Linked DNA regions of Homo sapiens: all the other regions are linked to region 1. Evidence: chromatin loops called from intact Hi-C (ENCODE). Cell type or tissue: heart right ventricle. All regions are shown on one strand.

Region 1 (2,500 bases):
GCCCCTAAAGTGCTGGGATTAGAGGTGTGAGCCACCGCACCCCAGCCATACTTGTGTATTTCTATTCAAATTTTATTGAGGAGTTTTTACCGCCCAGCCTGTGGTCTATCCTGGAGAATGTTTGTGTGTGCGACAATGTATATTCTTCACCATCGTAGATTCCGTTTTGGATGCTCCCATCGGGACTGTGTGTCCCTGTGCTGGAACTCGAGTGAACACTTGGCTCAAAATCCACTGCTGTTCTCTAGAGATCTGTAGGGTCCAGCCCTACTGGGCCTGTGGGTTTTTCTCTTCGTGAGCAGATAGGAGAGATTGTAGAAATAAAGACACAAGACAAAGAGAGAGAAGAAAAGGCAGCTGGGCCTGGGGGACCACTACCACCAAGACGTGGAGACCGGTAGTGGCCCCGAATGCGTGGCCGCGCCGTTATTTATTGTATACGAGGCAAAAGGGCAGGGTAAGAAGTGTGAGTCTTCTCTAATGATAGGTAAGATGACGCGAGTCACGTGTCCACCGGACAGGGGGCCCCTTCCCTATTTGGTAGCTTAGGCGGAGAGAGATTGGGGACAGCTTACGTCATTATTTCTTCTATGTATTTCTCGGAGAGATCAAAGACTTTAATACTTTCACTTATTCTGCTACCGTTATCTAGAAGGCGGAGCCAGGTGTGCAGAGCGGAACGTGAAAGTGGACCAGGAGCGTGACCGCTGAAGCACAGCATCACAGGGAGACGTTTAGGCCACCAGACGGCTGCGGGCGGGCTTGACTGATGTCAGGCTTTCCACAAGAGGTGGTGGAGCAGAGTCTTCTCTAACTCCCCTGGAGAAAGGGAGACTCCCTCTCCGGGTTTGGGAAGGTAAGGGGGTCCTTCCCAGGCACTGGCGCTACCGCTGTGCTAAGTGACGGGTGCCTTCCCCCTGGTGTTACCGCTGGACCAGGGAGCCCTCTAGTGGCCGTGTCCGGGCATGACAGAGGGCTCACGCTCTTGTCTTCTGGTCGCTTCTCACCGTGTCCCTTCAGCTCCTATCTCTGTATGGCCTGGTTTTCCCTAGGTTATGATTGTAGAACAAAGATTATTATAATATTGGAATAAAGAGTAATGCTACAAACTAATGATTAATAATATTCATATATAATCATATCTATAATCTATTTCTAGTATAACTAGTCTTATTCTATATATTTTCTTTGTTATACTGGAACGGCTTGTGGTGAGTTTCTTTATTATACCGGAACAGCTTGTGCCTTCGGTCTCTTGCCTCGGCACCTGGGTGGCTTGCCACCCACAGAAATCCTGCCCGTTTCTCTTGGTTAAATATAATGTATTTCTAGTAGGCATTGCTTCTTCTTTCCAGAGACAAAACTCAGGAGGATTGTGCTATGATAAACAAGGCTAACCTGCTGATTCTCTGAAGCAAGGAACTGGAGATGGTCCTTCTAAGGGTTTATATTCTGGATTCCAGGAAACATGCAAACAGGACCCATAAATGCATCTTTATTTTGGTGCCCATTTTGACCTGGTCAGGAGAATTCCAACAAAAAATCCACGGTGTTGGAGCAAGATCTCAGGCTCTCAGGCTGTGGCCATCTAGAGGTAAGAAGCACTTTCTGTTGTCTTAAAGAAAAGAAAGTCCTTTTTTTTTTTTTTTTTTTTTTTTGAGACAATGTCTCGCTCTGTCGCCCAGGCTGGAATGCAGTGGCGTGATCTTGGCTCACTGCAAGCTCCGCCTCCCGGGTTCATGCCATTCTCCTGCCTCAGCCTCCTGTGTAGCTGGGACTACAGGCGCCCGCCACCAAGCCCGGCTAATTTTTTGTATTTTTAGTAGAGACGGGGTTTCATCTTGTTAGGCAGGATGGTCTCGATCTCCTGACCTCATGATCCACCCGCCTCGGCCTCCCAAAGTGCTGGGATTACAGGCGTGAGCCACCACGCCCGCCCAGAAAGTGCTTTCTTTCAGAGGGTTACGGTTTGAGAAAAGCAGCATTGAAGTTGACGCTGATCTTGGTAATACATTTGCAGAGCATGCTTATGGTCAGACGTGGATGATGGTGGGGTTTTGTTTTTGTTTTGTTTTTTATCTGAGACAGGGTGTCTCTGTTGCCCAGGCTGGAGTGCAGTGGCACATCCAACCTAGATCTCTTGGGCTCAAGTGGTCCTCTTTTTGAAACAGAGTCTCACTCTGTTACCCTGGCTGGAGTTCAGTGGCAGGAACTTGGCTCACTGCAATCTCTGTCTCCTGGGTTCAAGCAATTCTCTGGCCTCAGCCTCCCGAGCAGGGTTACAGGCATGTGCCACCACGCCCGGCTAATTTTTGCATTTTTTTAATTGATTTATTTGTTTGTTGTTGAGACAGTCTCACTCTGTTGCCCAGGCTGTAGTGCAGTGGTGTGATCTCAGCTCACCGCAACCTCCACCTCCCATGTCAGCCTCCTGAATACCTGTCTCCAGGCATGCACCCCCACACCTGGCTAACTTTTGCATTTTTTGTACAGATGAGGT
Region 2 (2,500 bases), 87 kb before region 1:
ACTGAATCAGGAGGAAGGGGCATTGCATTGACTCTGAATCAAATTCAGCAGCCACTTCTCATTTTATGCAGATCTTGAACTAGCAGCTCCCTAAGGTCCGATCTGGCCTGTTTCCCTCTGTTCTTTTCTCTGGAGGTTTTTGGCGCTTTCTCTGTGTTAACATGGGTTTGGTCTTGTTTATGGCAAGTGCCTCTCCATGGCTGGGTGCGGTGGCTCACGCCTGTAATCGCAGCACTTTGGGAGGCCAAGGCTGGCGAATCACCAGAGGTCAGTTCGAGACCAGCCTAGCCAACATGGCGAAACCCCGTCTCTACTAAAAATATAAAAAAATTAGCCAGGTATGGTGGCGGGCGCCTGTGGTCCCAGCTACTCAGGAGGCTGAGGCAGGAGAATCGCTTGAACCCGGGAGGCGGAGGTTGCAGTGAGCTGAAATTGTGCCATTGCACTCCAGCTTGGGTGACAGAGTGAGACTCTGTTTAAAAAAAAAAAAAGTAAGTAAATAAATAAATGTTGATATTATGTAGCCATGTTATGTAGTTTTGCATAGCCTTTCTCTGTCTTATAGCTATGAAAGACAATTTCCAAAACATAGCCTAGAATGGAGAATTGAAGATAAAGTGAGAACTGTTGGGCATAGTAACCTAAAAAGGGATCCCCTCTGGTGTGGAAAGATTGTTCCAACGCAAAAGGGACTGAGATCCAGAGATGGCAGTTGTTTGAGATCTGGAATCTTCAGAAGAGGTAGATCAGACTTGCTCAGGAAATAATGGGTCCTACCATCACAGCGGGTACGGATGGGGCTACAAGATGAGAGAGGCTGGATAGGAGAGTATTTAAGGAAAAAAAAAAGACAGAAAAGGACCAAAGGACAGTCTGTGAGACCCCAGAGAATGCATTAAACCTGAAGAATTTCTGAACAATGACGTCTGATATTCAGGCTTCCGTTGTTTCTTTTTGTGCTGTAATCTTCCGTGTTTTCTCTGCACATAGCTCAGTAAAGCTCTATTCACCAGTTAACCTAGAGTCTGTCTTGAGATAAGCAGGGAGGGCTGTGACGGCTGCACAAGGGCGGAGTGGTTTGTAGACCTGAAAAGGAACTTGTAAGAGCTGGCAGATCTTAACCAGGAGAGGGAGCCCCTTTCCACAGCCTAGAAGCTTCTGAAGTCATTTAAATGGAACTGAATTATATGAAGTCAAATGTCAGTTGGGGAAAAAGTCAAACTTTATTATTTATTTATTTATTTGTAATTGTGCGTATACATATATATATATATATATATATATATATATATATATATATATATAATTTTTTTTAAATTATGATCTCCGTGATAGTACCAAATCAAACTTTTTTTGGAGACAGAGTCTTGCTCTGTCACCCAGGCTGGAGTGCAGTGGCGTGATCTCGGCTCACTGCAACCTCCGCCTCCCAGGTTCAAGCAATTCTCCTGCCTCAGCCTCCTGAAGAGCTGGGATTACAGGCGCGTGCCACCATGCCCGGCTAATTTTTGTATTTTTAGTAGAGATAGGGTTTCACCATGTTGGCCAGGCTGGTCTTGAACTCCTGACCTCAGGTGATCCACCCGCCTTGGCCTCCTAAAGTGTTGGAATTACTGGCATGAGCGACCACGCTGGCCCAAACCCTGCTTTTTACTGGAGAGACGAGGTAGCCCTAAGTTAAAAAAAAAAAAAAAAAGACCCTGTTTCACTTCTTTTGGATATACCCGGGGTGACATTGCTAGATCATTCTGCAATTCCTCCTTTTTTTTTTTTTTTTTTTTGCTGGGGGTGGGATAGAGTCTCACTCCCAGGCTGGAGTGCAATGGTGTGATCTTGGCTCACTGCAACCTCCGCCTCCTGGGCTCAAACGACTCTCCTGCAGTGAGGAGCTGGGATTACAGGTGCCTGCCACCACAACCTGCTAATTTTTTTTTTATTTTTTGTATTTTTAGTACAGACGGGGTTTCACTATGTTGGCCAGGCTGGTCTTGAACTCCTGACCCCGTGATCCGCCCGCCACAGCCTCTCAAAGTGCTGGGATGACAGGCATGAGCCTCCGCGCCCAGTAGATCATTCTGTAATTCTGTGTTTAACTTTTTCCCCCCTAAACTTAACTGAAGTGATATTTAACTTTCTGAGGAATCACCAAATCAAAGGTGACTTTTGAGACAAATACAGGAAGTGGAGGTGGTTTTCCTCATGTAGATGAAGACATTCTAAACCCAGAACTGAAAACACACATGGAATCCTTTTAAGTATCAGGATGCCTTGGTGGACAAAATGGATACATCCAACTTCTCAAGGAGCTTAATATTCAGTATTAAAGCTGAGGTGAGCTCAGGTGATTCACGCCTGTAATCCCAACATTTTGGGAGGCCAAGGCAGGCGGATCACTTGAGCCCAGGAGTTTAAGACCAGCCTGGGCAACATAGTGAGACCCCTCCCCCCTGCCCCCGTCTCTACAAAAAATAAAAAAATTACAGACGCATGGTGTAGTCCC
Region 3 (2,500 bases), 240 kb before region 1:
ACAGCGAGACTCCGCCTCAAAAAAAAAAAAAAAAAAAAAAAAAATTAAATATGTATGTTCATTATTGGAAGAACCCCGCTAACTGGCTTTGACAGTAGAGCATGGTGGTTAATGCACTCTGAAATCAGCCCAGACAAGATCAGTCCCTATTCTACTCCAAACACGGTGTGAATTTACACAAATCATGTCACCTCTCTGTGCTTGAGTCCTCTTTGTCTTTATAATGGTGGTACCTGGCTCATAGATTATGAAGAATATGGAGGTGAATACATGTCTGTTCTTCATAGCAAAGAGCAATTCATTGCAAATACACTTAAAATGGGACACATCCAAATATGGCAAACTCTTCATACTAGAAAGTAACTTTATTAAGTATTTCTATTGCATTTCAGCTGACTTTATTTTTTATTTTTATTTTTTATGTTTTGAGACAGGGTCTCACTTTGTCATCCAGCCTGGTGTGCAGTGGCGGGATCTCGGCTCGCTGCAGCCTCAATCTCCTGGGCTCAAGGGATCCTCCTACCTCAGCCCCCACCAAGTACCAGCTGCCTTTTAAATGTCGCTCATGCATCACGTTCCCTGCAGGATCCTGTGTCTCTGAAGATAAGTAGCAGCCTGTGGGAACTGACAGAATGGCTGCTGGGATGTGGCCATGGGAACGATCTTCTTATCGCAGACTGTACTTGGAATCCTGGGGATTTCTCTCTTATTTACCATTATCTGTCCTTTTACATCACTGGGTGCAGGTTAAGGTCCACAGATTTGATGATCAGACACCTAATTGTAGCCAACACCGTATTCCTCCTCCCTAGAGGAGTCCCACAGACAATGGCAGCTTTTGGGTTTAGGCATTTCCGGAGTGATTCTGGATGTAAATTTCTTTTTTGTGTCCACAGAGTTGTCAGGGGAGTGTCCATTGGCAGCACCTGCCTCCTGAGTGTCTCCCAGGCCATCACCATCAGCCCCAGGAGCTCAGGTGGGCAGAGCTTAAAGGGAACGCCCCCAAGCACGCTGGCTCCTGTGTGTTCCTCAGCTGGCTCCTCCCTGGTCAATATCATTGTTCTCATGCACGTGACCGGCAAGTGGAGCAACAAAAATACCACAAAGACAAAAGATCTGGGATACTGTTCTGCTGCTGATCACGAGGACACCAGAGAGTCGCTGACGCGGCACTGCTGTCCTTCCCTGATGTGATCTGCCTGGGGCTCATGCTCTGGGGCAGCAGCTCCATCGTTTGCATCCTGCACAGGCACAAGCGGCGGGTCCAGCACATTCATAGGACCAGCGTCTCCCCCACATCCTCCCCTGAGTCCGGAGCTACCAAAACCATCCTCCTGGTGAGCACGTTTGTGTCCTTTTACACTCTCTCTTCACCTTTCAAGTTTGTTTGGCTCTTTTGAATAATCCCAGTCAGCTGGTGGTGAACATCTCTGCAATGATCAGTGCAGGTTTCCCAGCTGTCAGCCCCTTTCTTCTCATGAGTGGGGACTCCTGTGTATCCAAGCTTTGCTTTGCTTAGATAAGTAACACAAAACCCCCTAATCTTATCAGAAATATGTGAATTGGACATGTTTGTACAATGTTTATGTTTCTTCATTGATCTCTAGAGACCCATAAACACGGTTATGAAACGAGGCTTGTTAGTGCTGTGCTTGCCAGCAGGGGCCACTGTTTTATTCTGTACCTCCTGATCCCCCCTCCACCCACACCGCCCTGGAGCAGCTCTGTGGAAAAAGTGGAATCAGCTTAGAGGTTTTCGGGAGGAAGACACTGAAACGTAAACGTTATAAGAAAGTGACGGTGCACAAACACACGTGCCTCATCTCTGTGTCCCTCGGAGTAGACGGGGGGAATGTGCGCAGATGCGAAGTTCTTGCTGTCATTTTCGTGATGAATAGTAAAATATATATTTTCTCAGATCCAGAAATCTCATGCCCTCAGTCAACATCCATAAACTGACAATCTTACTTGTTGGCTTGCAAGTAAGGTTAAAATTTAAAACCTTTTGCAATTTCTGATAGGTTTGGTGATGCTGGGACAGATGTGACTTTGTGTAAGAGGAAGGTAGAAAGGTTCTTCACCGGTGTGGTTAGCGGACAGAAAACGGCTTTCTGGAACAAGCAGCAAATTCTCTCACCCAAACTGGAGTGAAATGAGAGTAAAATTCCTCCACTCTCTAACCCTGGAATGGGGCTGTTGTGTGAGAGGGAGGATTGAAATGAACTGTCCGAATGTGATTTATTTGTTGCTCATTCTCCTCCTGGCAGGAGCAGGAAAGGACGAAGAGTCCCCGAAGCTGATGCTGAGTTCATGGGGTTGAGCTGACAGCGGCCAACAGGCTGTCATAAACTGTAAGCACACGAGGCTTGTTAGTGCTGTGCTTGCCAGGAGGGAGCAGTCTTTTTTTTCTGTACCTTCTGATCCCTCCCTCCACCCACACCGCACTACAGCAGGTCTGTGGAAAGAGTGGAATCAGCTTAGAGGTTTTTGGGAGGAAGAC

Evidence for each region. Hi-C counts contacts between places; a loop is a spot of excess contacts. Peaks named below come from ENCODE experiments on the same cell type or tissue, not always from the same donor. Only the 100,000 strongest peaks of a DNase experiment are listed, where the experiment ranks them.
Region 2: it touches region 1 in a loop (9-fold over the local background); 18 of 110 quality-filtered maps call a loop at or near these places.
Region 3: it touches region 1 in a loop (4-fold over the local background); 16 of 110 quality-filtered maps call a loop at or near these places.

The regions. Positions count from the first base shown.
Region 1 is chr19:53,745,551-53,748,050 of GRCh38, forward strand. LOC124904765 (a long non-coding RNA gene) reads left to right here. Exons shown (of 6, transcript XR_007067334.1): 3 at 653-856; 4 at 1,356-1,594. Among named protein-coding and RNA genes, the nearest start is that of MIR521-1, 1.8 kb to the right of the region's middle. RefSeq lists a silencer at 381-593 and an enhancer at 1,652-2,250. In heart right ventricle, a CTCF peak has its summit at 953 (motif pointing left); a DNase peak (open chromatin) is centred at 931.
Region 2 is chr19:53,658,402-53,660,901 of GRCh38, forward strand. The region is part of intron 2 of LOC107985342 (a long non-coding RNA gene); the gene reads left to right. It also overlaps the pseudogene LOC100288093. Among named protein-coding and RNA genes, the nearest start is that of MIR512-1, 7.0 kb to the right of the region's middle. RefSeq lists an enhancer at 1,940-2,500. In heart right ventricle, a CTCF peak has its summit at 1,111 (motif pointing right); a DNase peak (open chromatin) is centred at 1,092; H3K27ac peaks cover 2,407 bases.
Region 3 is chr19:53,502,760-53,505,259 of GRCh38, forward strand. It overlaps a transcript of ZNF331 not described here and the pseudogene VN1R103P. Among named protein-coding and RNA genes, the nearest start is that of ZNF331, 34 kb to the right of the region's middle. RefSeq lists a silencer at 2,184-2,409. In heart right ventricle, CTCF peaks have their summits at 1,557 and 1,757; no DNase peak of the experiment used is centred here; H3K4me3 peaks cover 1,417 bases; H3K27ac peaks cover 1,366 bases; H3K27me3 peaks cover 590 bases.